2 separate regions of the Homo sapiens genome follow, and region 2 is linked to region 1. Evidence: chromatin loops called from intact Hi-C (ENCODE). Cell type or tissue: GM12878. All regions are shown on one strand.

Region 1 (2,500 bases):
AGAAAGGGAAGCCTGCCAAATGACAATCTGGCCCAGTGATTCACAGTGTCACACTGACATACCCACACTGTATCACTTCTGATACAGGTTGTTGTTAGTATTTCCTGGAAATCATTGACTTCATTTGGGAGATAAACAGTAAACAACGTCCCTAGTAATGACACGTTCTTTTTTATACTAGAATACACTGGCAGCAAATTTCATAATTTGGAGGAAAGGAAGGGGTGATATAAAGTTAAAAGTTCTCGATTAACAGTTCCCTCAAATCTTAGTGATCATGTTGCTAAGGCATTATCTTAAACACAGATGACTCTCTTTTTCGTTTTAAGATTATGCCTTATAAAGTAAAAGATCTATTCAAATGAATCATATTCAATCGACTTAACAGGTTTCATGTGCTGAGGTAAATAACAATCCAGCCAATTTGGGATTTTTATCCTTCAAGATTCCTATTGCTGATTTATGAAAGCTTTGCAGTTATACTTGACCCCTAAAAACTTAAGAATTTCTTTTTCTGTAGACACCAACACAAGCTATACAATATGTGCATGGTCACAGACAAAATAATATTGCCACGACCTTTCTACTAAGATGGGGGAAAGATCATGGAAAGGGGGCAAGAGGGGAAGAAAGAACAGGCAGAAGCACATTGGAAACATCAGATATTTACCGTTGAGAAGCTGCTTCAAATAAGATTCCTAACACTTACCTATGCTGGGGTCAATTTTGATAATTGTAGTTGATGTCTAGAAATGGGGTTATGAATATAATTATCATGAAGCAGCAATTGGGCAATCACCACCTAATTAAGCCCACTGACTAGATTATCTTGTTTTCCCCTAATAATCACCTAACATTTAACACTTGTTAATTTCAGGACCTATGGGTGATGTTCATTCATTATTAACAAGCTACAGCCACTGGTCAGAAAAGAATGGGTGAGGTATTCTGAAACACTGAGTCAACCATGGGGCAGGGATGAATTTCACAAACAGCTGACATCTGTTCTTCAACACCACTTCAGTTCTCAGGCCTGCAAAATTGCTAATTGGAGGCAAAGCCACGGGAGAAGATGGAATGAATGACAAAAACTTCCACACAAGTGGAAGGATACAATTCCACCTCCTTAAATACGTGCTATTTTATGTGATCTATACAGTGTACTTTTTAAATTATCATAGAATCTGTCTTTGAAAATGTGGTTTTCTTTTCAAGAGAATGAATGATTCCTTTGCCAGGCCTGCATACATAAACTTTCTACGTTTACCTCCTTAGAACATATCCCAAGCTTCCTCTCCTATGGAGCCCCTCAAATTGAATGTGTTCGCAAATTCCCAGTTCTCACTGTATCCACAAAGATATGTTGACCCAGTTCACCTTGTTTCCTGCAAAGCAGTTCCTGAGGGTAGCCTGGGTAGGTTTCCTCAAAGAATTAAAAGGAAAACTGAAGAAACCCATTGAGAACTGGTCTTTGAGACAGGCTGCTCTCTGAGGGATTATCCTAGAATGCTAGGCCCTACTGCCTAGGGTCACAGTTTACGCTGTCCAAGGCTGAATGGAGTCCCTATTCCTCTAAATTAGAAATTCTGCCCAGAGAACAACACGCTTCAGTTCCATTTTACTCTCTTTAACTACACAGTTCAATTGTTCACTTTATATATTTTTTCTAAGCCTTTTTTCTATTTTAGTCCTTTATCTAAGAAAATAACGGTTTTTATAAATTTGGTAGATAATGATATGGATGAGAAGTAAAAATGGATGACTCTGTGGCCTTCTCTAGTACACTTTATAAACAGGACATGTGTTTATCCTTCTACGAAGGTTTTGATTATGGGTCTGTCTGGAGACCAGAGATCAACTGGATAGATCCATAGCAATGTTAGGATTTTATAAAACCACCACTAGTTTCTTGGGGGCTGAAGAGTCTATTCAGCAACTAATGTCCAACCACCATTTGCAGAAAAGCTACTCTCTCGGATACCGTAGGGATATCTGGATCTGCTCCATCTCCCTTAGCACAGTGTGTCACTCTATTAGGGACATTTGTGCTCATCCATGAACTTCCTTACTATCTTGTGATGTTTCAGAGACAGGCAAATAAAACCAAAGCACTCATCACATCTCCATGATCTAAATAGAGCACATGGTGATCACAAAAAGGGGTGGAGGGGGTATCGGCACCCACACTTTTAAGAGAATCTGCACCATGTTCCAAAAATGACCATTAAAGAATAGAACTAATTTTCAAACATCTGCGTAGCTTTTGAGAACATTTCTCAGGCTGATAGTAACCAGAGCCAATACAGGGCACTGAGGCTTCAAAAGGGGCCCTATGAAGAAAAAAAGTACAACACCTTTTCTACAAAAAAAAAAAGTCACCAGCATATCTTCCTGCCATAACAGGTAGGTGGCTCCTTTTTTTCTGAGTTTGATATAATTTTAAAATGTTTATTTCCTAAAGTGTCCCCTACATGGTGTCTTGCTTTTTTTCCCTATCATC
Region 2 (2,500 bases), 570 kb after region 1:
TGGGCAAGTCTACTTCTTAGAACTTCAGTTTTCCAATCAGCACGCTGCTAACCCATAAACACCTGAGATGATGCTCTTCCCTGTGGACCGGGGTCCCCATTTACATGCCTGCAGACACAGATGCAGTCCCAGCCGCTCACACTGAGAATAGAGAGTTGGAGACCTGAACTCCTTTAGCCCCAAGGATCACCTTTCACCATGACCAAGCACCCTCAGGCCAAAGAAGAAAAAATGCCAAGGTTTAGAGGCATACATTGGCTTCTATACCAAGTCAGAGATCAGGAGGATGCCTCCTCAGCCCAGCACTGACAGCAGAAGGAGCAGCCACACCTTAGGTTAAAAGTATCAGAGGTTAATGGTGATAACAGTAGTTTAATCGGTGCACCGTGAAGAGCCTAGGTAGCAAGCTGCCAACAATGAACAGATTCTTCATCCCCTCTCTGGTCTCTCAATCAGAATTTCTAGGGCTAGAATCCAGGAATCAGTATATTTATTACATTCCCTGGATAATTCTGATTCATAGCCCACACTTGGGAAGTATTGGATTCCATAACTCTTAAACCGTGATAAAAGAAAGGTTAGCACATCTTTAGGAGAAACACTTCTTTAGTTCTAAACTCCAGAAGGAATCTGTGATGTATTTGCCTTAATTCAGAGGTCACTGAACAGCAGAATAGATAACGTCAGAAGTGATTTTATTTCTTAGGTGCAGAAATGTCCATGCAGACACATCTTATAGGCATTTGCATTCAACTTGAGACCAGAACCCTTAGAATTTAACTAGTGAAAGCATTTCTGCTGGAGCAAAACTTGTAAGGTTTAGGCTGGGTTTCTCATCTATGCCTGGTAATCCACTAAGGCTTACAGTAGCCCCCACCAAAGAAGCTCCTCCTCACAATTTCCAACCAGTCCTTAAAACTCCCTTTCCAAAAAATAATGACCATAATAATGATAATGTATTTTTGATATAGACTACTAAGATTTTCTCAATCCTATATGATGTGAAAATAAAAGTAGCTTCAGAAAACATGACAATTTTTAATGATGTATAACACAATCCAAATACAACCTCTGTTCTTGACTTGAATATACAGCTTGCTGGCAAATCTGCTAGACTGCCATTCTGACCAGACACCCTCTGCTAAGCCCCTCCTATTTTCATGGCATGGGCCACTGCTAGTGTTGCAAACAGTAAAGAAGTGTATTAGCAAACAACGTGTGGCCATGGGGACACCTGGTGTGGACCTCCAGGCCTTCCACTTACTAACTGCACAATCTTGAAATATGAGGTAAACCTGATTAGTGTCTCCAGAATGGGATAATAGCAACCTGTCTGATGGGGTTGGAGGATCAGTGAGATAAAGAACACAAAATCTAAGTAAGACATGATGCTGTGTTCCTCTGAACTGGCAGTCTGATAGAGAACATTAGAAAATTAAGTGAAGTTCAAGTCCCTGTGGAGGTCCAAACATGGAAGGGCTTAGTCCTGCCTGAAGAGATTTCAAGGCACTTTCCTTAGGAATGTATATTTGAACTAAGTCTTTGGGATTGGGCAGAAGTTTTCTAGAAGGAGACAGAATAGCATATGTGGGAATGTTAGAAAGGATGATTTCAGGAAATAGGTAAGTCTATGTACATGATTGGTTTATAGAGTGCATTTTGAGGGATAGGAAGCATAATTATAAAAATGGGGATGGGAATAAGTATTCATTAGCATGAATCCTTTTGTTATTCTGTGCTGAAAGTGAAGGCCTTTCCACTGAACACACTGAGGGACCAATGGAGACCTTTATAGAGGAAAGAGATATGATCAGACTTGGATATAGAAAGCTCGCTATGGAAATACTGATTAAAGTGGGCTGAAACAGGGTCAGACTGAAGACAAAAAGATCCCAGTTAGAGGAGGTGTTGTAGGATCCAGTAAAGAAAGGCTGAGGCAGTGAGAATGGAGTGGGCATTACTGATTTGAATGATTCTAGGAAGAAAAGGGAAAACTTAGTGACTGATTGGATGGGGAAGGTAAAGGAGAATGAAGAGTCAAGAATGTCTCTCAGGTAACAAATCCTGGTGAATGGGTGAACATTGACGTTGATTTGTACATTGACCAAGAGAGAAAGAGAAGATGAGCAAATTTAAGACTAAGTAGATGTGGGACATAGTGAATGACATTTGAGACATGTTGAATTTAAAAGTATCTGCAAAAATCCAGATGGAAAAATTGACTATGTATATGTATGTCTCTAGTTCATAGGGTAAAAACTCAGGGGGAAAGAATCTGATTATGTGCAAGCTAGGAGTAGCTACTTAACATTAGGATATTTTTAGAAGGAGCTTGTTAATAGAAAATACCTTGATTATTTGCAGAAATTGATTTAGTTGCTTTGAGGACCATGTTTTTTTCCTCATTAAGCATGTTCTGTGTTTAGATCCATACATCCAACTGTGCTCAACAATATTATTGAGGCTGCAAACACAACTCAAGAACATTTCAGATATGGCA

Evidence for each region. Peaks named below come from ENCODE experiments on the same cell type or tissue, not always from the same donor. Only the 100,000 strongest peaks of a DNase experiment are listed, where the experiment ranks them.
Region 2: it touches region 1 in a loop (2.9-fold over the local background); 1 of 110 quality-filtered maps calls a loop at or near these places.

Annotation. Positions count from the first base shown.
Region 1 is chr9:106,873,291-106,875,790 of GRCh38, reverse strand. All of the region lies in intron 1 of ZNF462 (zinc finger protein 462), which reads right to left. Among named protein-coding and RNA genes, the nearest start is that of ZNF462, 11 kb to the right of the region's middle. In GM12878, no CTCF peak of the experiment used is centred here; a DNase peak (open chromatin) is centred at 945.
Region 2 is chr9:106,301,332-106,303,831 of GRCh38, reverse strand. All of the region lies in intron 3 of LOC107987108 (a long non-coding RNA gene), which reads right to left. Among named protein-coding and RNA genes, the nearest start is that of MIR8081, 300 kb to the left of the region's middle. In GM12878, no CTCF peak of the experiment used is centred here; no DNase peak of the experiment used is centred here.